7 separate regions of the Mus musculus genome follow, and all the other regions are linked to region 3. The links are chromatin loops, found by intact Hi-C in ENCODE. Cell type or tissue: heart. All regions are shown on one strand.

Region 1 (4,000 bases), 81 kb after region 3:
TGCATCCTAGATCACCCAGTGAGAAGGCCCCAGAGGCAGGATCTGAACTTCTAACTCGGGCTTTGTGCCTCTAAATCAGCCAGTGATTCCCAAGCTTTATTAACAGTCAGAATCACCCACAGTGCACACGGCAGCATCCTGACCCCCAAGATTCCGATTTCGTGAATCTAGGGTGGGGTTTCACGGTACAGTGGTAATGCTACTGTAGTCACGAGCCCTCGTTTTCAGAAACACCAAATAACATCTCAGCTACTTTTCTCTATCCACAGATACACGGTGATGGGAATGGGGAAGCATTTTGATTTGGGGGAAAGTTGTTTACGGGGAGGGAGAGATGGGTGCGTGTAACCTTCCCTTTCACAGCCCCCTTCCTGCTGGTACCATTCTGTGAAATTTCTGCCCAGTGGGCAGCTTGCCTCCATCTTCATGCCTCCTGGGATGAAGAACTCAGGCCCTCCGAAGGCAGCCCAGTTCATTTTCAGCCGATGTAGTTACCAGAAAGTTCTTTGTGTTGAGCTAATATCTACCGTCTGGGCCTTCTACTTCTCAACTGTCACATAACTGCCTTTCCGTCTGTGGGCAATCTGTGGGGGAGGGGCTGGTTCCAGGGACTCCAGAGGTACCTTGTGGTGGAAAGACAGTTATATAGCATACCCCCTTAGCTTTAAAATGTTTCTTATAACTTAAGGTCAAGACAGCCATATCTTAATATGACATTATGAGATAGTTACATTATCATAAGATAGAACCATTTATTTCCTGGTTAATCTATGCATGTAGCATAGATCTTCAATTACAGGAAAGCTACACTATTCTGGTCTGGTCCCGTCTTGGTTTTGCTACTTAGGTTCTGAAGGGAGAGTCAGCACTCCTTGCTAGACATACCTATGTCTCATCTATAGGAGTGGACTTGCTGAGGGATGTTGACAGGCCACGCTGCAGCCTGGAGACTCAGTTTGCAGCTTGAAACATCCCATTGCCTTTAGATTGGCTGGGCATGGGGGGTCCTCGTGGAGACAGTAGAATATGGCTGTGTGTAGAACTTTAAAAATGGATGATGCCTAATTTGCCACCATGTAGGTGAAAGAAAAAGAGGAACAGAAACCAGGCTTTCCTCAGAGGGGACTGTTCTCCAAGTGCATGCTCCTTCTATTTCTACCCTTTCTGGTTCTCCACATTTACCAACTCTTTCTACCATTCCTATTCTCCTTAGAAATCAGAAACTGCATATTGGAGCCAGTGGTTTTCCAAAGACCACAGGCTAGACAAACATTTCCATACTTTCCTATTTATCCAGCATCTTTGTATTCATCTTCTTCCCCACCTTGACAAGGTCTTGCTATGTAACTCAGGTGGCTGGCTTTTAAACATGTGGCCTCACACTCCTGCCTCAGACTCCAAAATCCTGGGAAGACTGAAAGATGTCACCTGGAGTAGCTTAAATCTGGTTCGACCGAGATTTTGAATTATCCACTTTTGATCACCAGCAAACAATTAAAAAAAAAAAAGATTGAAAATGTAAACGAGGAAAATACCTAATAATAATAAAAAAAAAGAAAAAAAAAGATTTTTGCACTCTATTCTTACAACCTTGCTTTTAAACAAAACACCAGACTTTTTCTTTATAAATGAAGTAGTTTGTTCTTCAGTGTAGTCACCCTGGGAAAGAAATCACTGAGAAATTATCTCAAGATGTCCTTTGTTCAAAAATTTTCTGGACAGTCCTTTGGAATTTCTCTCAAGAGCTTCTGATAAACACACACACACACACACACAGAGAGAGAGAGAGAGAGAGAGAGAGAGAGAGAGAGAGAGATACACATATAGACACAGATAGACATATGCAGAGACATAGACACAAATAAAAATAGATACACACACACACATATGCATAGACACCTATACACAAATATATAGACACACAGGCACATATACACATAGACACAGACATACAAACACATAGACACACACACAGATATATACACATAGATTCAGACACACACACAGTCTTATTTTCAGAGTTTACCAATAACAGGGTTTTCCCAACTTTGATCATCTGTTTTCTTCCCTTCCCTTCCACAACAAAAACCCAAGTTCTACTGCTCAGTGGCTCTGTCTCTGGGGTAATAGTGTGTGGGTGTGCTTCCAACCCTCCCCCTCCACAACGCTGAACCCCTAACCCCCTCTGTCCAGACATGACTTCTGCAACCTATGTGGAGATGTGATGTTCCTTCCTTTTGAAGAGGTTTTCGGGTTTGCTGGCTCACTGTGCTGCCTTCTCACTTACAGTTGTCAAAGGTCTAGAATGCCGCATAAGAAGAAGGCACCCTCTAGTGGAGTCAAGGTGCACATTAGCATGATAAAGGTTCTTAGAAGTCTCCCAGGAAAGGGAGCTGTTGAACTGGGTTGGCCACACTTGTGTGGCCACCTCTCTTCCAAGTGACACTTCCTGACCCCTGAAAGTTTCTAAACTATCCTGAGAGGCAACTGCTGTGTATCTTTGATGGAGTAGGACGGGCTGAGCCCCCCTTTCTGATACACACCTGGGAGACAGGAATTCTCGGGGGGGGGGGGGGGGGGGGGACGACTTCACTTCCTCTGCTCTTTACCATCATCTCCTCCAAAAGATCTTCCCCGTGCCTCTCCCTCCCCTTTTCTTACTCTCTGCTATGATGTGAAACATTGAGTCTTCTTTTCATGTCTGTCTTACATATCAGAACGTCCCTGGCAAGCCAGGCGTGATGGTTCAGGACTATGATCTCATGCGAGAGGTCCAGACAAGAGGATTGTGGTGAGCTTGAGCTTGCAGAGCAGGACCTCTGTCTCCTCAAGTGTTGGCTGGCTGGAAGGAACCACAGAGCCAGAGGGGGAGGAAACACGTGCCCATCCCCCCACGTTGTTGGAGCTGGTCTGTGCCTGTGGCCCACTGTATGCTCTCAGAGCAGAGGTTACTTCAACACTCCAAGCAACCTGGAAATGGTCTGAGAGATCACAGGGCTCCTTGGAAATATGTAAAGATTGCTTTACAGAGGACAACCGAGGACAAGGAGGCACAGAGTCAGATGGCATCGAGCAGCTGGGCCAAAGGTTTTTGGATGGCCAGGCTCTCTCCCTCTCTCTCCTCTCCCTCTCAAGGGTGCTGAGAGAGAAGCTGGCTGTCATAGACCTCCTCCACAGTCCCCCACTCTAGGCACAGACCTCCCCACGGGCCTGCAGACCATGCTCCTGAGGAGCATCCTGGGGTCTGGCCTCGAGGTCCAGAGACAGATGCTGTGAATGAAGGCATTGTGGCTGTTCCGTGCTTACTTTGACTGTCCTCGGGTCCCGAGTCTTCTGGTGGTTAGCTGAGGAAACTGCTGCCTTATGATCTGTAAGGGCGACACAAGAACCCATCAGGAGCAGTGGTGTACCAGGACTGAAAGGGGAAGCAAGCCGGTGCCGGTGCAAAGACTGGCTAGGAGTCTTTGGGAACACAATGGCACAGACTCCTGGTGTTGGGGTGGGGGAGGGGGCAGGTGGACAGTACATTGGCAGTTGTGGGGCTCAGACCCTGAGGGGCTCAGTGGGAAATCTCACCGGGCTACCATGCTTTATCTCCTCTTATTCACAACACAGGAAATCCCAGGAAGCTCTAAAATAGACCATTCTCCCTTGAGACCGCCATCACACTTGGAGCCAAACCCACCTTCAGTCCTGTAACTAGGCCTTGTGTACCATCCCGATTTTGTCCCTATGAGTTGGCCTCTTTCCACCCCCACATCTCACTACAGGAAGTTCACCCACATCTCACAGACTTGCTTCCATCTCTGCAGATGACATTTGGGGCTTCTGAACAAGATGCCCCTGCTCAGAGACCTCCTGGGACCAACCAGTGTCCAGTAGCAACAGTTGTCTCTTGCGTCTCCAGGTTCTACTGGAAGGCTTCTGTCTGAGTGCAGCCAGAGCGCTTCCTCACTGAGTACCAATTGCCTCTCTTGCTACTTGAATATAGCGTGTGTGA
Region 2 (4,000 bases), 210 kb after region 3:
ATATCATGAAGAGCTAAACAGAGGAAACAAGCCTGCCTGCTTCTTTACACTGTGCTAACACTCTGCTTTCTAGTGGCTGCCAACAAGACTGCAGCTAGGGCGTGTAGAGCTGGATTCCAGAGCAGACGTACAGTTTCTTTGATATTTATTTTGGTTGAAAAGGTTTTTTTTTTTTTAATCATACCATGGGTATTCATGCTTTCCTGTATAAATAACAGAAACTCACTTGCTACGCTGTAGCTCAAATCTAGCTGTGTGCCATTGTCTTGTGTGACGTGTCCCTTCCCTCTAAAGCCACATCTTATCCATACTGAAAGGATCTGACAGAGGCCGGAAGTCACTGAAGCCTACTTTGAAAGAGAGCAAATCAGAAATCTAGGTACCCTGAGGCCACTACTGTACAGCAAAGAACAACATGTTGGACTCGGCATCTCCACAAGGACGGGGTAGAGCCTGGGAAGGCTGGTGAGAGTCAGGGTTCCGATAGCCCTTAAACACAAAACCAAAGAGAAAAGGCAGCGCCTCTCAGGCAGGACCCACAGGGATGCTGGTGTCAGCCTGGGAGAGGCTGCGGTCCACCCTCCACACCACCAGGAGAAGGTGGGAACTGGTTCAGGCAGGCTGGGACTTAGGGATGGCAGGAAGACGGAAGACTTGGTAGCCTGGTTTTAGTTGACGTGTTTAATTGAGCTGATTTAACCTCACCAGGCTATTAAGATGACATACATGCTCATTCCTACAGTCAGAATCTAGTCATTTTCCTCTGGGCCCGATTACTCTTCACAGCACAGCTTCCTTTTGGGAAGTTTTTTTTTTTTTTTTTTTTTTTTTTGTTTTGTTTTGTTTTCTCTTCTGCCTTTTTCTGACATTTGCTGACAAAAACATACACAAGGAGCTTTTTTTTTTCCATTCCGTCTTATAATAGAATTGCTTTGGTTATATTTGAACCAGGGGCACCTGTAAGCCAAAAATTAAATCTTCGCTAACTTAAAATTACTTGAGCCTCTGAAACCCCTTTTATATGCCAAGATGGTTCCCATAGCAGACAGCCCTGTGTTGTTTGTTTTGTGAGAAAGCGAGTGATAAAAGACCCATGAAATCGACACAGAAAGCCAGAGCAGCAGAGAGAGGCGAGGACTCTCCATCACCACGGCTTCTCCCCTCTGCTGACTTGCTGAACAATGGGAGCTACACATCCAACTGCAGATCCAACACAGCTGTGCATTTCATTAAATGAAGAGCACTAGTGACACAAGTAAATAATTAACTTATTCTGCCCCACTGACTGTGCTTATGAGACCAGTCATAGCTGACAGAGTTTAATACAAGTTAACACAAAGGGGCCATAATGAGCTTAGAAGTTAAAACAAAATATTTAGACAGAATTTGATGATCTTGAATCTCAAATTAGACAGATGATTTTTAAAGTCTGCATTTTATTGAATCCATCAGGGGTAAAGAACGTTCCTGACCTTTGAAACCCACTTTTCCCCCATATATATTTTTTTTTCTTTTACATTTCTCTGGTTTAGAAATATGTAATCTTCACAACATTGGGAAGGTTTCTTCTCTTTTCTTGCAATGAAAAATTAAAACTGTGTTTCATCAAAGAGCAGAGGCATAAGGTCCATTCTGGCACTAAGAACTTTAGAAAGTTGTGGTGCCCTCCCTTGAATGCTGGCTTAAATGCAAATGCCACGCAGTGTGCTCCAGAGAGTTAACTCCCACCCTGCATCCCAGGAAAGCGGATGGGCTGCAAAGAAAGCATGGCTAATGGGAGCTGTTGGGAAATGATTACCGATTCATACCTTAAATGCTTACACAGCACTTCAGATTGTAAAATAAAATTTCATCCCCTGGCCGGTGCTGATGTCTCAACTCCATTGTTTATAGCACAGCCTCCTGGTAGCAAAATGCAAATACATTTTGCTCAGGAACTTTGATGTACTCACTGGAGGCAACTGGGAATTAGGCCACAGACTGTATCACAGGACTCTTAGCAAACACAAATTCATGAAGAAAAATAGAAGCCGGGAAAGTTAGGAGCAGACGATGCCCTGCCAAGAGAGTGTCACTCCATCAGCACTGACACTAATTCCAAGGGCAGAGAAGGAGAACTTATGGAGTCCAGGGAAACTCTCAGAGGACCCAGGTACTGCAGGTTCCACTACCAAGCTGCTGTCTTTATTTCTACGGCTTCAGAGAGCAACCCAAAAATCATGTAGGTACAGGTTGTCCAGAGAAAATACAGCTGGAATTATGAATCACTTCATTTTCTTAGAATGCACTTCTAATAACTAATATTATGGTAACTGACCTATTAGTTTTAATGGGTTAGATCTGTGTGCTGGAACACTTTAAATAGACAAGTTAACATATCAGAAAAAAAAAAATCAATGTGTTGTAGCTCATGCCAGTAATGCAAGTATTGGAGCAGCAGGAGAATTCTGAATTCAAAGCCAGCCTGGGCTGCTCAGCAAGACCCTGTCTCAAAAACAAACAAACAAACAAACCACTCCAAAAGAGAAAAAAAATTTACCATGCTAAAGCCTTATCAAGACAACTGCAGCCAGTCGTGGTAGCGCACGCCTTTAACCCTAGTACTTAGGAGGCAGAGGCAGGTGGATTTCTGAGTTTGAGGCCAGCCTGGTCTACAGAGTGAGTTCCAGGACAGCCAGGGCTACACAGAGAAACCCTGTCTCGAAAAACCAAAACCAAACCAGACCAACCAAACAACAAAAAAAAACAACTGCAGTGATCTATTTAATGCAAGAGCTATTTCTGAGGAGACACCCCCAGAAAGGGCTGACTAGTATGCAGTTTTCTATTGGTTGTCACACAGCACTCAGATGCACTGTGTGACAAACACTCTAAGGAGGTGAGGACACAACTCTAGGCAGGAGATGCAGCTGACATAGATCAATCCGAGCAAATGCTGGAAGCATAACTGCACTCCCTGCAGCTGAATGCCATGTAGGACACATCACAGGGAGGCTGCTAGAGCCTAACACATCACACTGACTACAGCCTAACCAACTCACTGGGGTTCGCGTAGGGAGATACTTTACCATCAGGAGGCCATGTACTCACACTGCTTGGGAGGACAGAGAAAGTCATCCTTTTTCCCACAGTTACAGCAGGAAGGGAGCCTTTTCCCTACAGTTGCACTGTAGGAAGGGAGCCTTTTCCCTACAGTTGCATGGCACCAGGAGTCTGGAGTCTGTGGTCTGGACTGTGAAGGAACAAACACGACTTGTGCCATGTTCATGAGGCTTATGAACATGACGAGATGGTATCTGTAGAGTTCATCTCTCCTTGGATCACACTCCAGTGGAGGGAAGATAACAAAGAACCAGGTGACCTTAATTTAATCTGATGCTCTTCTGTTTAACAGATACTATTCAGGCCGTCAGTGTTTGACTAGAAAGGAAGAAAAGTGATAAAGCCTTAGGAGCTTAGTCTTTTTACCTCCATCAGGTGCTCCATCAGGCAATTAATTGTGTTAGAAGAACCAATGGGCTAATATCTGAGAGCAACTTTATGGTCCTTAGACAAAAATCTAAATGCAAGGGATTATTATTATATAAGGAACCTAATTGCTCTCAGCAGGACGTACTCTAGAGGAGATCAACTTAATGACTGGCCAGTCAGGAGCAGCTGCCCAGACTGGCTGTGGAGGTTGGAACCTGCACCCTTAGTGTGTTCTGGCCGTTTCACATTATCAAGAAGCTGTCTTCTAACATGCATGAGTGTCTAGTGGGAACTGCTTGTGCTGATGAATATGGTACTACATGGGGGGGCTAAAGCAGCAGCCAGAACGTTCTCAAGTTGGACTGTTCCAATCACCCAATAAGTACTTCTAATAAACTCGGGTCGGTGGGCCTAAGAGATGCAAATTTCTAAATCAAAATGTGAAGGCTACCACAGGTGGCCTCCTTTCTTCCCTTTCTCCCAGCTATCAACTAACCTTTTCTTTTCCTCACCACCACCTTAAATCATC
Region 3 (4,000 bases):
GATCCCAGTGTAGGTTTTCCCTCCTCCCTGGCTTGTGGAAAAAAGGTTCCTATCATTGTTAGCTAGCTGGCATATAGTAAGTGCTAAAAAAAACATTAACAGTTAATAGAAGTTCATTCAACACAATAGCCAAACTATTATACTTCTCTTTGTAAATCAGCTTGAAGCTCCCCCATATCTTCTCTGGAAAGCAATAATAAATCAAGTTAAAAATAATACAATATACGCAGTATGTACACCTACGCATTAAATGAGTTTCTCCTAAATTAGGCAGATATGATCAACACTAAAGCCTATCAGGTGAAGGGGCTAAGACATGACTAGAGTACAGTCCGTGCATTCTACCTAAGAATGTATCACAGCAAAAAAAAGGCACTAGACTTAGAGTTGGAGAGCTAGACTCAACTCTCAGTCTTATTTTTCATTGGGTATGTGACTTTGGGAAGACATTATTATCCTGAGTGTTACTCTCTGTGAAATGAGGAATATCCTCCTCACTGTCCTCACTAGATTGCTGGGAAGATTAAGTGGGTATGAAGGTTCTTTTAAAACAAGAAGTATGTCTCTTCTGGAGGTATTTTCTACTAAGCGCAGAAATGGGCATACAGGCAGTTCACTGATACAAAATATATGAGAGCGGAGTAGTAGGCACAGAAGAGAAGGTCCACAGGGGCATACAGCCATGTTTCTTTCAGAGAGGGCTGATAAATAGGCAGGGGAAAGGAACAGTAAGGTACCTGTTAGGTATATGGTGTAACTTGGTGATGGATGGGTCTTCAGAGAAGAGAGTCATACAAGTCTCCCAAACAGCCTAAAGGTGTTAGGTAGGCTACTTATTAAAGCAAACATGAGAAACTGCTGAAAGGAAAAGGAAGATCTAATGGTACTTGGAGAGAGAGCTCCTCCAGAGATGAAAGTGGTATTAATAATAAGATACCGATCACTGTAGCAAAAGACCAGTGAATGGATAGTTTGAAAACCTAGGTGGGAAGGCTCTGGCTCCCAGGAATGACCTTGGGCTAGTTACTTAGCCCATCTGGAGGCTCCATTGCAAAACACAGATAATACCTCACAGGATTGCTGTCAAGATTAAATGAGATAATGAACAGAAAAGCTGTTAATGCGATACAAATAACAGGTATTATTAGGAGTTGGATTTTCTACCCACTTGCAACATATGTCCATGACCTTGGGGCGTGATTTCAGTTCTTTGCACCTCGGTTTCCTCATCTATGAAATGGGAAGGTTGATACCATCTACTTTATAAGCACTTGGAGGATATCAAAGGAGATCACATAAAAGACATCAATGCCTGGTAAACCATACAATGGTACAGGTACACAAAGACCTGCCATCGTTGCTGATATGTTTTGTGCATGACAAGGGCCGTGTTTATGCAGAGAAGCATGTATTTTCACACTATACAGGTGAGAAAGCCTCGCATGCATTTTATGCATCCAGGAACGGGGCACTGGGCAGCCGCGCATCTACAGATTCTGGGGGTGTGCCTTGCACGTTTAGGAAGAAGACCACAGGACAGGCTGCTGGGCCAGAAATCGGAGTGGGCATTATAGTGGAGGCAATGGGTAGATGCAGGATGAACGAGTGGGAAAGGCTGGGGGCACAAACACGCATGCCCAAGCCGGAAACGTTTTCGGGGGAGAGCAATGCGCATCCCCGGAATGAGGGGGATGGGGAGGATGCGAAGTGCAAGCCCCGAAGGCGGCCCGGGGGGAGGGGGGACAAGACAGCGAACGCCCGGGGCCAGAGTTCTTTACCTTGTCGCTGTAATCCCTCAGGACCCGCTCGATAGCCCCCGCCTCGCCGGCCCGGACGATGTAGAGGGCGCGCTCTTCATCCATGGCCGCAGGTGCGGGGGAGCCGCAGCCGCTGTGCGCGCCCCAGCCGCTGCCTCCCAGGTAAACGCCTCGCGCCCCCGCTACCTCGCTCCTTCCCAGCTTCCTTCCTTCCCTCCTTCCCTCCCTCCCTCCAGCCTCCAACCCGCCAGCCTCCGCCCGGGCAGGCCCTACGTCACCGCCCCTCAACTTTCACCCCGCGACGTCACCGCTCCCCCAGCAACCGGCGCCCGGAGGCCTCCCCTGACAAGGCCCGGGGCTTGGTGGAGGCCTGAGGAGCCACCAGAGACTGAGTCAGGCCCAGGCCCTGCCTACTCCCCTAGGTCTGCCAGCCTTGGGGAAGAGTTGGGCTTCGCAGCGGGCTTCCACGAGCAGAACTGTCTCTCCTAACACTCTATGAATCATTCCCCCATAGCGGACGAGAACTGGCGGGCTGTTCCCCGCCCATCTGCGAGCCTACCGCTTCTACACTACAATTCCCGACATGCAATGGGCTCATCCCACGCTGTCATCTGAGTTATTAGTGAACTGAATAGCATGCCGGAATTGGTAGTCATCCAGTGCAAAAGACTTCCCTCTTTCCAGAGGGCATGCTGGAAAATGTAGTTCCCTAAAGGCCGGAAACCAGAATCCTGCGACCGCTGGAGGCCAGAGGCGGAGGGACCCTTCGTTGGTGGGAGGGTCTAAACTGGGGTTTAACTGGGTTTTTTGTTTTTGGGTTTTTTTTTTTTTTTTTTTGGTTTTTATTTTTTTCTTTTTTCTGACCTGCACTTAGACGCGGCTGGTTGGACTTACTGACGATGGCGAAACGGCCGACCCTTGGTAGTGGCTGTCAGCGCCAGGTTGAGTTCCCTCTATGCTCAGTTAGCGGTTTCCGTCTCTGGAATGCTCACCCTCCTCACCCGGTTGCAGTCCTGTTATGCACTAGGCTACAGCAACATGGGAAATTGAACACAGTTCTTTGTGGAACCCTAAGGAATCACAACAGATAAAGAAATTTGGAGAGATCTATATATCTATATAGATATTATTTGGAGATAGATTATTAGATTATGTATATATAATTTTATATTATATGTATGTATATGTGTGTGTGTGTGTATGTACATATATACATATATATTTTATTTCTATTTTCCAGATGAAGAAATTGAAGCTCAGAATTAATGAGGCATACCTGGGATTTGAACCCAGGGAAATTAGCTCTGCACTTAGTAATTGAGAAAGTTGAGATTTGAATCCAGGTCGTTCCCAAAGATGTAAATATCACACAACCAGAGTATCCATGGAGTCAGTGGTGATGGAGGCACATATTCTCCAAGTGTTAGTTCTGTGCCAGCCACTTACATTTCATCTGGGTTCACTCAACATCTCAAAAAATTAAATATTTGAGAATTTGTGCATTGCTGGGCATTATCCAATACAGTGTGGATACAGTGGCTCCCAAAACAAGTCCCAACCTTACTGGGTGGTCTGTTCTTGTGGACATCACCATGAACAGCCCTGCTGTTCTTGTTTTAAAATGAGCAGTCTTGAAAATTTAAAATGCATAGTTTTTATATTAAGTTTGGACCTGGAGCCTGTTCTGCACTCCCAGGCTCTCTCATAGAGAATAGATGAATTCTGCAAGAAATTTCCAAGCGTTTTACCCTCAAGTAATCATCCTTGTTGCCTTCCCCGTGGGCCTCTTAAGCTTTGCTGAAGAGGAAGGAGAGATGTACAAGTGTTTACTCATCTTCTTGGGTTTCTGTTACCCTGTAGTAGATCTGGGGAGATTTAAACAGTGTAGACGCCGAGCCCATGGAGCTTGGATTTTCTGATGATTATACTTTTCATGAAGCCAGTATTTTATTGACCATGCAGCTGAACAGTCATTGAAGAGCAGGAGACGATTGTGGTTTTGTTTGTTGTTATTGAAACAGATGCTGAAGCCAATCAGTAAAGAGAGAGATTCGTTTGGTTCTGTCCATGGCTCCTTGGTGTTATTCCCTGTGACCAGAGTGTACCTCATGGCTCCCTGACAGGGCATAGTAGAAAAACCTGCTCACTCCATGGCAGCTGGAAGGCAAAGATCCAGGAAAGAGCGAGGGCCCGATATTCCCTCCAATAGCAATAGCACGCTGCTGTGGACCTAACTCTCTCTG
Region 4 (4,000 bases), 51 kb before region 3:
CGATGGGCTCGGGAACATTCTGTTAATAAGCTGAGAACTGGAGTTAGACCCTCTCTATAGCTGCTTCCCTATAAAGAAAACCATGCATGCCATATTAGTTCAGTTCCTAAGGCTGGGGCTCTCCTCCATGTCATCTGAGAATAGGAAGACTTTCTTGAGGGGAGGGAGGGGAAAGGGGGGAGGATACCAACGTTTACAAATGACTTTAAAAGTTACTTTATGTAATATTTCCATAAGTTATCTTCATTTTACTATGTGGTTTTATCTTTCCTGCTTCTTCCTACATTTTTCTCCTAGGGTTTACACAAGCCCAGCCAATGTGCTTCAAAGAAGCAAAGGATTTTGAGACCCATCTATGTGACACTGCTGCCTTTCAGGAGAAACTGAGTGACAGACTAGAGAAATTTGAAGACAAAATACTTTGAACATGTCATTTGGAGAGGTTAGTTTTTACTTCTGACATTTACAGGGCAGCTAATTTTTCCTTTACTTTCAGACATTAGTTATAAATTTGGTGTAAAATACAATTTGAACATTACATAAATTCCTTGGTTTCTTCCAATGTGTCATTATCATGGTAATGTTCTTGGAGAAGTAGAACTATATAGCATGCCAAGCACCAAGGACAAGCTGTGCGCTCATGCTGTGTCATCTCTATGCGGGGCACATAGGGCTTAGGTGCGCCTTCCCACTCCAGCAGCTTACCTTATCAATTCTCTTCTCCATAAAATTGAGTAAAACGTGAATGGCCTCCATATTCATGCCATTGTATACCATGGTACTGTTTTTCAAAGCTGTGTCTTTCTCCGTTGTTTTATCACTGGGCAGTTCATCTAGAGTTGCTGCCTCTTGGGCTGTTTCTTCATGGGTTAATGGACAAATGAGAACATCCAAACAAGAGACTGGAACATTGCTTAAAAGGTTGACGGCATTACTGAAAGGCAATTTGAAAATACAATTATTTTAATTTGAGTGAATAGGCTTTTAAAATGCAAACATAATACAAAGTTCAGAGGTGACTTTTAGGAGTCAATTAAAATTTTTCTTTTTCAAACTGAGCCATTAATATGACTTGGCATTTACTAAAAGAAAAGAAAGACCTGTCTTAACCATACCCACGACAAAGTAAAAAGGAGCAATGGTAAACGGACAGACACAATGACAGGACAGCACGCCACCTTCTGAAACACTGAACAGGAATCAGGCAGCTGTAATGCCAGCTCTTTAATCTACTGTGACAATGGTGGCTCTGCATGCTCGTCAGGGCCTGAGCTGCTTTTGTGGGTCCAGTGCTGTTTATTGTCCCTCCGATTACAGCACCAAGCACTTGAGAAGCAATGTGATAAGCAGCTTATCACAGGCAACAACATTAAAGAGAAACACTACAGTATCAAGACTTGGGTTTTTTTTCTAATGTACAAAATACAATTTTTTATATTTCAAGGGAAAGCACAGTGCCCCCTTTCCTCTCTCACCGTTGGCTCTCACACTACTGTCCCATCTCTGTCCCAGGCCTTGTGACTTCCCTGGATTGTATAGGAGCCTGGGATGCACACCAGCAGGGGACCCAAACCTTGTATTTTGGCATTCCCTAAAAACCTTGTCCTAGCGCCCAGTATTCAAGAGGATAAAATGGTAGTAGAGATTCAGACCGAGGCATGTTTGCAAAGGAGATCTTTCTCCACATACCGTTTCACAGTTTTATCTGCCAGGAGAGGCAGTGTTCCTATGTGAGCTGATTTAATAGCCTGTACCCCAGGACTTCCTGGTAAACAACAATGGAAAGACAGGCATTACATTTCCTAGTGACACAGAAGCACGTCTAAAAATAACCACATCCTGACTAAAAATAAACCCTTGCAAATGTAGTTTAAAAGTATAACCGCCTGGAAACCAAAGTCAGGGCTTAATCCAGCCGATGCTGTCTTAATTCAGATCATAGCAATTTAAACGTAATTCATAGTGACATTCTAAAAAATAAAACAAAAAGAAAAACAATTTGAAGCATGGTTTTATTTCCCATGAATCAATATTTTATTCTCTTTATATTATGGAAAAAATTTTAAAAAATCATTTCTGAAAATCCGTTATAAATTAGACAGTACAGAAAATGAGTGACAATAAAGAGTGGTATGAACTGTGGGTCAGGAAACAAGTGAACTGTTGTTATGAACACATGGTCGCTGGTAAAGCCTAAGTTACGGTTGTCCTCACTGAAGCTGCTGTCAGTGCCACACACTCTCTGTCCTGTCATTTATGACTCTCAAAGGCAATTAAAGTACAACACTTTCCACACAAACTTTAGATTTCTTTTCTTGCAAGCTTCCAGGGTACCTAATTTATACTTTAAAATGGCTTGCTTCTCACTTAAGCATTTGGAAACTATTATTATTAGGAACCAGAGTCACTCGGGAGAAGAGAGAGGAAGAACTTTACCTAAGAATTACTCTCTAAACCGGTACAAGCCATTCCAAAATGCTATGATTTCCCCCTAAACACAAGACGGCCATCTCTGGAAAGCATCAGCAGTGTGACCCTCTGCATCTATCCCAGACCAGGCTGAAGAGTTTGAGAGTCGCTCTATTACAAAGGGCTGGTTCTCCTTTACATCCACTTCCAGGAGGAATGTTTAGAAATTCAGCATATCTAGGAAGCCAAATGTAGAGCTGGAATCAACAAATATTTGGATGTTTAAGGCTTTTCTTCTCATTACCTATTGAACTCAGTTCTCAAACAGCTACAAAATTAATTTTCTGGCTCGCTGTGTTCGAGCTATTCTTTTTAAGCAGGAAGGTCAGCCTTCTGAGCTCTGTCATTCTCTGACAGTTTTATTTGTGGTAGAAGAGTACATGAGATTCTCCAGCTTCCAGAAGTCGGTGCCAATGCACAGGTTTGCACAATGGTGTTTGCATTCCTACTCCAGGGGGTAGAAATGCTGTGTATATTACTCTCCTTTCCAGTTCCCAGAGACCATTAATCACTGTGCTGTGACACCCCACCCCCCCAGCTCAGGCTCCCAGCCCCTCCTGATACGCAGAAGGCTTACCAGCTGTGGGGAGGGAGGACAACCTTAGATTTGGCCTTCCATCAACTGCTGAACTCAACAAACACTGACAGTGAGGTGCATGCTAGCGGCCCACACCAATCCGCAGCAAGCAATGAACCTTACAGTCACATAGACTTTCTTCCTATTGAGGCTTATGTGTATATTTTCAAGCCTGGAAAGAAAGCTAGCCAAATCTGGAGATCTTCAAAAGATTCTCCTGATCTCTTTCAGTTAATAAAAAAAAAGAAAGAAAGAAAGAAAGAAAGAAAGAAAAGCTTATTATTTTTTCTTTTGTGGGAAGAGCACCTAAGATCTAACCTTTTTACCAAGTGTTAAATATATGCTACAGTATTGCTAATGGTAGACTCTGCTGTACAGCAACAATAGATGATACCACTCCCCCACGCCTCCCTTCTAGGCCATCACTAGCATAGGACCTCACCCTCTAAGTGTCTCTAGTTTAGATTCCTTATTAAAAGAGGATCATGCATGTGCCTGGTTCATTTAACTTGTTAGCATCTTCTATATCTACATACGTTCTTGGGAGTTTTAGGACTTCCTTCTTTGTAAAGGTGGGATGCTGTTCTGTTACACGGTGGGATGCTGTTCTGTTACATGCACACACTTCCCACATTTTCTCTGCTTATCTAGTGTTAGAGATTTCAGTCATCTCCCTTCCCTGCCCCGTCTCTATCTTTTCTCCTCTCCTTATATTTCCCTTATCTATTTGTCTGTTGACAGGCGGTCTTCATGTCTCTGACACTGTGAATAGTAATATGATGACCATGAGTATGCAAGTATATCTTTGGGACATTGATTTTTATTGCTTTGGAATGTACAACCATCAGTGTGGTTGCTGAAGCAAATGGCATGTCTAGTTTCAATTTTTAAAAGAACTTCCATACTGTTTCGCACAATGGCTATATTGTTTTACCTTGCTGCCAGTATACACAG
Region 5 (4,000 bases), 300 kb after region 3:
GAAGGAGCTGGCAGGGTGGAGAACACTGAGGATGTCTATGCCTGCTATGAGTTAGACATGGTGAGGAAAGAAAGGTAGGTACATTGAAGAGGCTTAAGGTAGTGAATGAGGTGACAGCAGGTTCCAGTGAGCCAGTGCACCGTGGCTCAAAAGCTGAGTTAGGGCTGGGAAACACAGACAGAAGGACCAGAAAGCAGTGTAGTGGCCCATTTGGAAGACACCGAGAGTTCCAGCTCATGCTGCAATTAAGGACGATTGTGAGGAAGGTTCCTTACAGCAACACTGTAACACGACGCTGTGATCTACAAAACTCTCCCTGGAGAGCCATACCAAAAATATTAAAAGTAAAATAAAATAACACTCATAAAGCTTGGAGTTAAGTCTGCAGTTTTGGACTGGGCTACATTCTTAACTATCCTTTGCTGCATGGGCTGCAGGTCCTGTTGATTAGGAGTAGGGGAACACTGAGAAATAAGCCAAACACAAAGACAAATACTGTGTATTTTCCCTAAGAGGATCTTGGAACTCATTCTTCAAAGTCCCTGAGACAGTGAGGTTGTGATCCTACCACCTCTACATACCAAATGCTGAGATTAAAGTCGTGGGCCCCTACACCCTGTCATAGCAGGAATCAACCACGGGTGCTCTGGAAGAGCAACCAGTAGTCCTCAATCCCTGAGCCGCCCCTGGGTCCTAAGTCACTGATCAGGTCGCTCCCAATTAAACCCTTCAATGGTGCTTTACTATTCCCAGGGAGAAAGTCTAACACCTTCTAAGAGTTAACACATTTCAGAATCAGGAAGGCATCTTTTACTGCCCTCTTCCCCTAGCTCCACTAGATTTATTTGTTCCCCTGAAACAACTGATGGTGTGTCTGGGGTCATGTACAACCTGTTCCTCTGCCTGAATTTCTTCCTCGACCATCTTCAGTCCTAGATGTCCCTATTCTGTGCCAAAGATGTCAAGGTTCAGTGAGAATTTATATACCTTCTCAGGAAACAAAATCATGTCAATAACTGCACTTCCTTAGGCAGTTCACCGTGAAGCAATTATCCTTTAACTTTTAAGAATCTGATGAAAGCTATAGGGGCCCCTAAGAAAATACAAGATCAAAAATGGGGGACGAAGGGATAGTCAAGGTACTTAAACTAAACCTGCAGTCCAAAGAAACTGTGGAGTAAAAGGAAAATGATGACAAGGGTGAGATTCCCATTTACTTTTAGCACCAAAGCCGGCTATGGGACCTCAAGAACATTGCCTACGTTCTCAGGATCTCTGTGTCCTTCCAGGTGAGATCGGCAAGAAGATATTGGTTCCTGAGAGAATACACAAGGACCAATTCTTGCCAGTGCACACTTAAATTAGAAAAGCTTTACCCGAGAGCCATTCGCTAAGCTTCTAAACGTAGGACGCTACTGAGAGATCTGTACTTGCTGCTACAAACGCTCAAGAACCACACCTGGTAAAAGCTCACACACCCGGAGCTCCGAGCATGTGCAGAAGTTCTGAGCATGCGTAGAAGCCCAGGGACCCGCCCTCGTCATCCTGAAAACTCTCCCGGCAACGCCTCCTTAGTCGTCTCCAACCTCTTCCGCTGCCTGCGCTCACGGCACTTACCTCCACAGTCGGGATCGGCGCAGTCAGCTGCTCCGGAGTCAGGCTCCCGAACTCCTCGGCTAGAACATCCATTCCATTCACGGTAGAGGAAGAAGTCGGCAGAATGTTCACATCCGCCCGTGCGGCTCCAAGCAAGTAGCACGCGGAGAGTGGTGTGCGTTCTCCTCCGGTGTCCCCGTGGCGCTTGTTTACGGGGAGGCGTTTCAAAAGGTTCCGCCTGGTCAGGGCCTAACCTGCGGAGGAACCCGGAAGTGACCGAGCCGGATGTGGAAAACTACACCCACTGGTGTACTTCCGAGGTCTCGCCGGGCTAATCCTAGCCTCTTGACAGGCTCATTTCCAGTATCCCCAGAATGATTGAATACGGCAAAGTATAGTAGTTCTAACTGTATAACTAATCTGAAAAATGACTCGATAATACACATTAGTCACAACATGAACTTCTAAAGCAGAGATTTCAATTAACTCAGTCTAAACTGCTTGTATGTTGTGTAGTACAGAAGAGCAAAAGTCCTTGCTTAAATAATTGGTGGTACCTGCGTGTAATGAACAGGCATCAGCCGGGCGTGGTGGCGCACGCCTTTAATCCCAGCACTCGGGAGGCAGAGGCAGGCGGATTTCTGAGTTCGAGGCCAGCCTGGCCTACAAAGTGAGTTCCAGGACAGCCAGGGGGCAGTAAAAGATGCCTTCCTGATTCTGAAATGTGTTAACTCTTAGAAGGTGTTAGACTTTCTCCCTGGGAATAGTAAAGCACCATTGAAGGGTTTAAACGGGAGCGACCTGATCAGTGACTTAGGACCCAGGGGCGGCTCAGGGATTGAGGACTACTGGTTGCTCTTCCAGAGCACCTGGGGTTGATTCCTGCTATGACAGGGTGTAGGGGCCCACGACTTTAATCCCAGCATTTGGTATGTAGAGGTGGTAGGATCACAACCTCACTGTCTCAGGGAGTTTGAAGAATGAGGTCCAAGATCCTCTTAGGGAAAACCCAATAAATTATATTAGAATAGTTAATTAACGGTTTGGGGGAAAATATGTTTAAATCCTATGTCGATGAAATATACCTTAACAAAACACTAGAAGGAAACGTCAGAGGGACGGAGTTTGTTACCACTACACCGAATAAACGAAGGATTGCACATAATCCTCCCACGGCAGCACAGACACCTATAATCCCAGCATTTAGAAGCTAGAGGTAGGAGGGCATCCAGAAATTCAAGGGCATCCTTGGCTACCTAACAAGGTCGAGGCCAGCCTGGGCTACATGAAACCCTGTCTCCAAAGAAAAGGTAATGTATTAATAACATTGATTGGTGAAAGATTTCAAGGATGGCAACGGAGAAAGCATAAGAATTGCTAAAAGTTGTATTCCATTAATTTTTAAAAAATTAGATACACCTATAAAAAATCTCTATGAATAGTAAACACACAGTTGGTAGAAGACAAAAGGATTTGTCACTGAAATTGGAAATGAGTTCATGCAAGTCCAATGGTAAGAAAAATCCCATGGGAAGAAGAGGTAAAAGATGCCAACAGTTTTTAAATGAGTTTCAGTTTGGGAACATACAAAAATTGTGGAGATGGATGGTGTCACATGAGTGTGTACAATGCTCCTGGCCATTTAATAGTTGAACTATTTAATAGTTCACCTGTATAATTAGCACCATCTAATAATATGTGTTCTTTTTTTTTTTTAAACCTGGTCCAAGGTAATCTGCGTACAGAGTTAGCTAGTTAAATTTCAGTGCTTGTATCTAAACGTTGTGCTGATAGACTTCTGAAACTAAGTGAAGAAAGAAAGAAAAAAATTACAGGCCACCAAGATGGCTCAGTATGTTAAGTCACCTGCCACAAAGCTTGAAAAGCCGCGTTCAGCCCCCAAGACCCACATTGTAGAAGGAGAGAAGCAACTCTAAAGAGCTGTCCTCTGATCCCCATACTCACATGTAAGACAAATCATTTAAAACTAAGAATGATCAGCCCCCCCCCCCCTTAAATCCTTAAGATTTACTCAGAGAAACTACATTTGAATGGTCCCTGTGAGTTATTATACCAGAGAGCACCCTACTTAGTGTAGTCTGGAAGGGGTTGGGAAAGGGAGCTGAAGACTTGAGGACATCAAGTTTGGCTCAGGTGTGTCAGCTGTCTTCTACAAAGTCATCTTGGATTCCCACTATGAAGATGGTTCTACTGTAAACCAGATCACAGACACCTGGAGAACTAAAAAATCTCAGCTTTCTGATTGGCAGGCTGGAGCTGGAAATCTGCATTTCTAGCAAGATCTCTGCTGCTGTGACCTAATACCATAACCTCTGTACTTGTCTAGTTCTTCAGTCTGTGAATGCTGGAATGAAAATGGCCTTGCATTCCAGGTTCTAGTGCA
Region 6 (4,000 bases), 180 kb before region 3:
TGAATTTATATGTTAAAATCAATTAAACTTTTCGAATGATGTTTTCATTGAACTTTTTTCGAATGATGCTTTCATTGAACTTAGTTTCTGGTATAAGTGCTGCTATACAAAAAAAAATGAAAGTGAAAAATGAAAGCAGATGTGTATTAAGCGTTGCTAAAGCAAGAATGGAAACATACTTACCTGTTAGTGTGATAGCCCTTGAGCGGCAACAACTAGAAGTTTTAAGCACTAACCAATAGCAGATACAAATACCCACAATGTTTCCTTTTGGATTAGTAGCGTTCACAAGATACAAAAGACACAATCAAGTAAGATTTCGCTTCCTAGTCTAGGTGTTTCTAACTCTTCCCAGCAGCCCTAGCTCCCCCTCATTGATCCACCTTTAGGCACAAGCAAGTCTTTTTTTTTTTCCCCTGAGCAGAGCAGTGACGTGGCAGGAGAGGCAGAAAATGACCCTAGAGGCTGGTGCTGGCTTGGACACCTCCTTCCTCCGCCCCTTCGTTGTCCATCCAGCACACCCTAGTTCCTGCGGAATTCCAATATAAGACGGGCTTAAGAGAGACGATCCAACTTGATCCCGAGTGGCAGCTCCGGGGCTAGACTAGATGCTGCTTGTGCATGGCAGGCTCGGTTTTGGATTGAGCTTGGGGTCGGCAGTGACTGCACTGGCGGCTGCTCCAGGACTCCTTCCCCCCTGCTCCCCAGTCACTCCTTGACACTGCCAGCGCCCCTCTTCATTCCCACACCTGCGGGCTTAGAACAGGCGTGGGAGTGGAGTTCCCGATTTAGGAAGAGCAGCGGGAATCTCCGCTTGGAGCCAAGCCCTGTGTACTTGAACCCACCGGGACCGTTTATCAACAGGTCAGAAGTTAAGTGGGGCAAGGAAGCTGGGCTCCTCCTCGGATGCCCCATCTCCTCCTCCGCACCAGCCTGACACTCAAGGCAAGAGGTCAGACCCAGGCTTCCAGAGCGACTCCCTTCAACTGCAGACACCGCGTCCACAAACTCGTGGACCCACTGGGGTAACCCCATACCTCCGTACGCCCCCCAACGACTCCCGCCCATCCCCCTCCCGTTCAGTGTCCCCCCGCAAAGGGCCAGGCTGGAGCGGCCAGGCCCCGGGGTCGTGCAGGTGAGGTGCAGATGAGGCTAACGGGAAAGGGCCCGGAGTGCGGCCACTCAGGCCGACGACACCCTCCCGCCCCCGCCCCAGCCATGGGACACACTCACTCACCGCGGGGTCGAGGCCGGGAGCTGCGGCCGGGCGGAGGGAGCGGTGGCACGGAGAACAGCAGAAGCGGCCGGGGCAGCAGAGGCCCTGATGCGGCCCGGGAGTGGCTTACGCGACCTAGATGCTCTTCTCCGGCTCAGAAGTCGGAAGACTCTCGGTGCGAGGTCGGTGCGAGGCGGCGGCGGCGGCAGCGGCGGCTTCTGGCTGCGGACGTGGCGCCTGACGCGACCCGCCCCCTCCGCAGCCTCCGGAGCTCCCGCCTCCTCCCGCGCCTCGGGTTCCGACGCGCACGCGCACTCGCGCCCCCGGCCCTCCGCCCCCCCACCTCCCGCGCCCACCGGTCGCTCGGCGCGCGCAGCCCTCCCAGCAGCCCCCGGCCAGCCTGCGCGCGCGCCTCATCCGGAGGGTCTCCCCGCCCCCTCCGCCCCGGCCACCCAATCAGAGCAGGCGAGGGGGCGCTGCCCCGGCGAGGCGCGCGCCTCCGGCCTCGCCCGAGTCTTCGGCCACTCTCCGGGCTCGAGGGAACTAACGGTTATGGGGGTTTAGAACTTCTCCCCTGAGGAGGGCGGCATGCTCGCCGGTGTCTCCCTCTCCTTCGCCCAGGGGCTTCAACCTTTAGCTGCTGCCCTAAGGGAGTGACGGGCAGGGCCTCTGTCAGTCGCTCTCCCCAGGGCGCTCTGCGAGCCTGTGTCACCGAGTGATAGGGTGAGGCGAGGCCTTGCTAATTTGTGTGGGGTTTTTGTTGTTGTTGTTGGTCCACCTGGAGTCCTTGAGCGTAAACATGTCAGGTTCGCCCTCATCACACAGCGGATGCCCAAGGCCTTTCAGGGGGCCTTGAATTTTGGTAGCGAAAGAAGGTTGGTTCATCGATGTGAGAATTGAACTGGAGAGGGAGGAAAACTGTCACTTCCTAACTAGGGCTTCGTCAGGGCCCCTCCACGTTCTTGCCAGCCTTGGGGGGAGGGGGGATCCCTGGTGGGGTCCTGTAAAGTATTGAGCAGCCTAAGAAGATGCTGTCTGGGAAGTCCTCTGGGTTCAGCGTTGCCTCTGCTTCAGATGGGAAACAGGACAGTGAGCTTCCAAGGGGGCTTGTGATAGCTGCCTAGGAAGGCTGTGAGGAGGAAGCAGAGACGTGACGAAATGGCTACCTGACTAGATAATTGCTATTAGCTTTTCCTTGACTCTCAACATCTTTAAGATAAAAATGACAATAAGTCCACCCTACACTTTTGGGAAAGATAAGAAGAGAGACTGTGGGTGTAAGGGGGCTTTACTGAGAAATTATACCAAAACGTGAGATTTTTTTTCTTTTCACGACCTAGTTATCAAGTGGAAACATACACAGGACAGGGGACCTCAATTTTTAAATGAAAGTAATCAGCGTGGTGTAACTGGATAGCAAGTGTTTATCAAGTCTCAGAAAAGGGATGCTAACAGCAACAACAAAAAATCCTGAGAGGGAGCTAACCTTGGTTCAGTTCTTAAATAGAATGAACTAGAGCTTAACCGTTATCAAATCGATGAATTAAGTCCATTCAGATCACTGTGCTGAAATTATGATAATCTTGTTTTACAGAACTAAAAGAGAATGATGATTAGGAGAGTTTGAACTGTGGTATTAACTGAGTACCAATCTTTTATTGTCATAGACTCCTGAATTCTTAATAGGATTTTAATAGGTGATTTCAAGATTGAACCCTGGGCAAAATTACAATGCAGAACTTTATAACTTTCTTTCCAAATTGACTTACAGTTTTGCTAGTAATTAAGGCTATAATTCAAAGCAGTGGTATATTCTGTTTCATAAACCAATGAAGGTACCAGGGAGCTTTTGGCTCCTTCTGAACCTACAAGTACAGGTAGTCCAGTATTTCTTATAGATCTGACCCCAGTCAGTTCTTGCTGTCTCAGTTTCCTTACCTATAATAATGGAGAGAGGGCCCAGTGGTTAAGAGCACTCACTGCTCTTGCAAAGGTCCTGAGTTCAGTTCCCCACACCCACATGTCAGCTCACAGCTATCTGATGCCATCTTCTTTTTAAAAAGAACAACATCCCATTCAGTTCTAAGCCACTCTTGTCTATATGAGAATCTTAATTGAATTGTTTCTATCCTGATGCTATCTTGATTTCAGATAGCTTGGTGTAACCAGAAGGAACCTCAATGAAATCAGGCCCTATTTATTTTATAGGCTGACCTCCATTGTAGTTCTTGATTCTAATACTGTAATATCTTTATTTCTATATAATGTCTTTAAATGTCTTCAAATAATGAGTTCTTAATGCAGTAACTTAAGGCAAAACTTTCTTATACTACATTATAAATAGCTGAGATTATGACTCAGTTTAGAGTACTTGCCTAGCATGCCCCAAACTGTACCTCCATCACCTAAAACAAAAGTTAATTCTAGTTTAAGTGCCTCAGTTTTTCTCTAGTTGGTTACATTCAAAAAATTAGTTACCTTATTGATACCCTGGAGTAATTAGCAGTGACATTGCTTAACAGACTGGGCTAGTTCAAAATGTTAAGACCAGAAAGTAGCAAGACAGAAGACAGAATTGTGAAAGCAAAACATAAATTATATGTTGTAGCACTGAAGCTGAAGGAGGGGTCCAACCTTCTGCTCAGTACAGGAAGTTGATCCAGTTCTTTGCATAAATAATTCCTTTGTTGAGTTGACATCATCTTCACAGTATTTCTATTGGCATTTATATGATGAATTAGTGTAAGGGCAACACATTTTTATGTTCACTTTGTCATATACTTT
Region 7 (4,000 bases), 280 kb after region 3:
GGAGTGGTTTAAAATATATCTAATCAGAATACTTGGGCCTCCACACATGCCTAAGCTGGGAAAGAAACCAGGCCAAGCAATGGTGAACGAGACCATAAGCAGAAAGCATGCGCACCGCCAAAGCTTTCCAGCCAAAGCCTGAGCTCGTCCTATCAAGTCACTGAATCTCGGAGCCCTATCTCAGCAAGGATCACCAAAGGAGCTCCAGCAAAAAGACTGTTTAGCCTTCAGCAGCCATGGCTACAAACAGATGATCGCGTCGCCATGGAAACAAACAAAATGCCCACCCATTTTGCTTTACAGACATAATTTAGGCACCTGAAAAGTAGCATTCCGTGGAACTCTTTGTACTCCTGAAACCTCATCATTCCCACTAATAAATAAGTCAGGAGAAAATGCTGTACAATAATAACCTTAGGGAAAAATGGCCGAGATAATGTTTGTCTGAAAGTCACCAATGGTCACATGGTCAGTTAGAAAGTGGCATGATGGGCTGGTGAGATGGCTCAACAGGTAAGAGCACCAGACTGCTCTTCCAAAGGTCCTGAGTTCAAATCCCAGCAACCACATGGTGGCTCACAACCTTCCGTAATGAGATCTGACTCCCTCTTCTGGTGTGTCTGAAGACAGCTATAGTGTACTTACATATAATAAATAAATAAATCTTAAAAAAAAAAGTAGCATGAAACTGTTCTCAAACATAGACAAAGTATAACTTTTAAAGGTAGGAAAAAGAAAACACTAGTGAGCATGGGAGAATGACTTGAACCTATGGAGAGACACTGATATACACTGTGTAAGGATTCTGATGAAGGCGACTAAGAAATACAGCCAAGCTCTGGTTTTCTGTAAAGTAGCTGAAATTATTTATTGCTAGCAGCAGTCCTGGTAGATAAGGGAACATCGATGACTCCTTTAAATCTGCAGTTGTTTCTCTTTAAAGACAAAAAGCACCCATAGAAGTTGGTATCCTAGAAACAAAGCCTCGCTCCCAAGATCCTTTGGGGCTACAGATGCCACTGCAGTGCCAGTGCTGAAAGCTTGTGACATAAAATGGGAAAGGGGAAGATTCACGGGCAGGAGAACCTAGGCGGTGATTCAGACCCATAAATACGGCTGCTCCAGGCCTCACAAGCCCAAATGGTCAGACTCAGACTCACCAGGGCATCGGGAAACCCTGCCACTTTTGCTGCTTTTAGCCAATTGTTGGTTACAATCGTGTCCTAATGACTGTCAACGGCTGGGTTAGGGCCACACCACACACAAGGGGAAACGACGTGCTTCTCCTAGAGCCCCAGTTTATTTTCCTCAGCTCTGACAAAAGTGGGTAAGGAAGGCTGAGCAAAGAGAAAAGCCTTCTATCCTGGGAACACGTGATTTCATTTGGGCTTCAGAGGTGAGTTTTCTCTTGAAAGATGAGTTACTCAGGACTCAGAGAGGTAGAGAATTCTGCCCAAGATCACATAGCTACTAAGTGGAGAAGCAGAGATTTAGGCTACTCTGTGTGTCTGTAAACTCTCCAGGACCCTGCGCTGCCACCCAGGGAGAGATGTGAGAGGTGATAAAAACACAAGTTTTCAGCAGTGGACTGAACACTCCTGAAGGGGAGACCCAGAGTGACAACTGTATGCGATCAAAAGAAAAGGGGGTTAAATGCTTATCTTAAACGTTAGACACTGCTTGTCCTATCAATTAATAAACACATTTTTGGAAAGTACATTAATAATGACCACATTTCAAAGTCTCAGCATGTGTCTAAGACTGAAAACACCTGAGTTGAAAAAAAAAAAAGAAAAATATACCTAAAATCCTACTTTAGGAAACTGAAAAATAAATTACACACATAAAAATCCCTAACGATGAAGGTGCAGACAGAAGCCATCGTCTACTGTAAGTAAAATACAAATAAGTTGTTACGTTCATTACAAGTCACAAGAAAAAGAGCTGTATAACAGAAACAAGCTTCACCCTTTAGAGCGTCTCTTCATTTTTCAACTGGCTACATCATAAAAACGACAAACTGTTAACTCATAGCCTTTCTTTTTTTTTTAGATAGAATTTAAGTCAGCTATATCTGTTTATATTTTCAACATAAATATTAAACAAATCTGTAACAGGAGAAATTGTTTTATTAAACTTTGGTCATGTAGATAAAAAAAGGAATGTTAAAAGCTTTCCAGATTTTTAATCCATGTATGCATCTCATTACACATGGTAAAAAGATCATATACTTTCTGTGTAATTAACACTCTTAGTCTAAAAACAGAAATGCTATTCACATTCAAAAACTTTGGGGGAAAAAAAAAGTCCCATGGATACATGGAGACATACTGCCCTCTGCTGAAGATATAATTCGAAGCTGGCAAATAACATTTCTCCATCATTGTGTATGTACATGAGACACTTTGGGAGCTGTAGGATTCCTCTAAGAAAAGCCATCACACAGACTTGTTATATTATAATACACACACACACACACACACACACACACACACACACACAAACACACACACAATTCCTTCTGTGCGTGAACATCCAAACTTCAAAGAAAGGAAGACAGCAGACATGTGTGAGACTCTCTGGACTACTGATGAAATGGTCCTCTGACTATCACTGTCACCTGGTAAAGAAAATTAATGACTCAATCCTTTCTAAAACTCAGAAGCATATTAAGCTAAACATAAAAAATATCCCACAGAATCACTTTCATATGACTGCATCTCAAATACAGTTATTTCTCAAGTTAAAGAACCTGTCTAGTCAGCATCCAGTCCATACCTGAGAATGACCAAGGGCAGAGCCCATCGGAAACTACAAACCAGACTTGAAGTCGGATTCCCTGACTCTCATGCTCTCTGGGAACATCTTTCTTTAGTAGAGGCTCAGTCTCTTGTTACCCCAAATGATTTTCCGTTTTAACCAGCTTACTGCCACTGCTGGAGATTTCTGCCTGCTGATAGAAGGGATTTCTACTATAAAGCAACTATGGCTCAGGAATGCTAAGTCCTAAAGTGAACCGGAAGGGCGGCCACCGAGCAGTGCTAGTGTCTAGGATCATTTGGCATGCTGTGCTGAGCCTCCTGAGACCATCTGGGCTCTTGATCAGCCAAGCTAGTCATCAAGCTCCACGCTATACACATGTACACCTCACACATGGTAAGTGGCCACAGGAGCTCTCCGAGAACAGCATCAATTCAGCATTTCTACAGGAAACTGCTTTTCAGGTTCTAAGCCAACACTTCGAACAAACTTTTAAGCATCTAGTTGTATAGTAAAGATACCAGTTTATTTAGAGACAAGAGAATCTAGAAGTCTATAAGAATGAACAGATCTAGAATGTCCTGGATAGAGCCTACAGATGTCCCTGTGACATGTCAGGGCACGTTTGTAACATCAAGGGCTCTCATGGCCATGCACAGTCTGTCCCGACACACAACTTGATGGGACTTAGAAGCTACCCGGAGACAGGCTTCTGGACATGCTGGGGGACCGTCTTGATTAGACTACTGAGGTGGCAAGACACAGCCACTCTAGGTGATGTCATTCCCTGGGCTGTGATCTCAGACTTCATGAAAAGGAGGAAGTGAACTGAGCAAACACATCTATCCTTCTGTTCCCTGACCATGGATGCAATGTGACCAGCTGCTTCAGGCTTCTGCCATTTTAATTTTCCTGCCATGATTAACTGTGAACCAAAATAAACCCTTTCTTCCTTCTTTTACTTTTGTCAGAGTCACGTTTGCATGTACAACGATCAGGCACATCCAAGATGTGAGTTACAAAGCCAAAAAAGAGCTAAGTGTAAAATAATGTGCACTGCATGCATCAACAAAACAGATCTATTTCTATTCATGAATATGCAAACTAGCTCCTGAAAGACTCATGGGAGACAGTAATAGGGTGGTGTTTGGTAGCACTGTCTGGTTAGGGAGAGGGTAGAGAAAGGCTTACTCATCACTACCTACCAAAATGCTAATTATGTATGAAAGAACACTAGGTC

Evidence for each region. Hi-C counts contacts between places; a loop is a spot of excess contacts. Peaks named below come from ENCODE experiments on the same cell type or tissue, not always from the same donor. Only the 100,000 strongest peaks of a DNase experiment are listed, where the experiment ranks them.
Region 1: a loop joins it to region 3, with 2.0 times the contacts of the local background. A loop is called at or near these places in 4 of 42 quality-filtered maps.
Region 2: a loop joins it to region 3, with 2.0 times the contacts of the local background. A loop is called at or near these places in 2 of 42 quality-filtered maps.
Region 4: it touches region 3 in a loop (4-fold over the local background); 8 of 42 quality-filtered maps call a loop at or near these places.
Region 5: it touches region 3 in a loop (2.3-fold over the local background); 2 of 42 quality-filtered maps call a loop at or near these places.
Region 6: it touches region 3 in a loop (6-fold over the local background); 6 of 42 quality-filtered maps call a loop at or near these places.
Region 7: it touches region 3 in a loop (2.2-fold over the local background); 5 of 42 quality-filtered maps call a loop at or near these places.

Annotation. Positions count from the first base shown.
Region 1 is chr10:84,834,661-84,838,660 of GRCm38, reverse strand. It overlaps Rfx4 (regulatory factor X, 4 (influences HLA class II expression)), which reads right to left. Exons shown (of 18, transcript NM_001024918.1): 5 at 3,307-3,368. All of the region lies in intron 2 of Gm40728 (a long non-coding RNA gene), which reads left to right. Among named protein-coding and RNA genes, the nearest start is that of Gm40728, 27 kb to the left of the region's middle. In heart, a CTCF peak has its summit at 2,332 (motif pointing left); no DNase peak of the experiment used is centred here; H3K27me3 peaks cover 515 bases.
Region 2 is chr10:84,708,209-84,712,208 of GRCm38, reverse strand. The region is part of intron 23 of Polr3b (polymerase (RNA) III (DNA directed) polypeptide B); the gene reads right to left. Among named protein-coding and RNA genes, the nearest start is that of Rfx4, 46 kb to the left of the region's middle. In heart, CTCF peaks have their summits at 99 and 1,913; no DNase peak of the experiment used is centred here; H3K27ac peaks cover 340 bases.
Region 3 is chr10:84,915,604-84,919,603 of GRCm38, reverse strand. It overlaps Ric8b (RIC8 guanine nucleotide exchange factor B), which reads right to left and starts at 1,991. Exons shown (of 10, transcript NM_183172.2): 1 at 1,779-1,991. The coding sequence starts at 1,862. In heart, a CTCF peak has its summit at 2,490; DNase peaks (open chromatin) are centred at 2,043 and 2,353; H3K4me3 peaks cover 2,090 bases; H3K27ac peaks cover 1,753 bases.
Region 4 is chr10:84,966,797-84,970,796 of GRCm38, reverse strand. Ric8b (RIC8 guanine nucleotide exchange factor B) reads right to left here. Exons shown (of 10, transcript NM_183172.2): 5 at 706-934; 6 at 1-68. It overlaps Gm34633 (a long non-coding RNA gene), which reads left to right. Exons shown (of 3, transcript XR_003948930.1): 3 at 298-425. Among named protein-coding and RNA genes, the nearest start is that of Gm34633, 35 kb to the left of the region's middle. In heart, a CTCF peak has its summit at 1,716; a DNase peak (open chromatin) is centred at 2,896; H3K4me3 peaks cover 598 bases; H3K27ac peaks cover 2,723 bases.
Region 5 is chr10:84,620,156-84,624,155 of GRCm38, reverse strand. Polr3b (polymerase (RNA) III (DNA directed) polypeptide B) reads right to left here and starts at 1,858. Exons shown (of 28, transcript NM_027423.2): 1 at 1,618-1,858. The coding sequence starts at 1,689. Gm17249 (a long non-coding RNA gene) reads left to right here and starts at 1,511. Exons shown (of 2, transcript XR_380645.4): 1 at 1,511-1,959; 2 at 2,698-3,633. In heart, a CTCF peak has its summit at 2,272; DNase peaks (open chromatin) are centred at 1,695 and 1,815; H3K4me3 peaks cover 1,984 bases; H3K27ac peaks cover 1,518 bases.
Region 6 is chr10:85,100,235-85,104,234 of GRCm38, reverse strand. It overlaps Fhl4 (four and a half LIM domains 4), which reads left to right and starts at 1,740. Exons shown (of 2, transcript NM_010214.4): 1 at 1,740-1,939. Tmem263 (transmembrane protein 263) reads right to left here and starts at 1,608. Exons shown (of 3, transcript NM_001013028.2): 1 at 1,238-1,608. In heart, no CTCF peak of the experiment used is centred here; DNase peaks (open chromatin) are centred at 884 and 1,654; H3K4me3 peaks cover 2,731 bases; H3K27ac peaks cover 2,471 bases.
Region 7 is chr10:84,640,109-84,644,108 of GRCm38, reverse strand. All of the region lies in intron 9 of Polr3b (polymerase (RNA) III (DNA directed) polypeptide B), which reads right to left. Among named protein-coding and RNA genes, the nearest start is that of Gm17249, 19 kb to the right of the region's middle. In heart, a CTCF peak has its summit at 2,345 (motif pointing left); no DNase peak of the experiment used is centred here.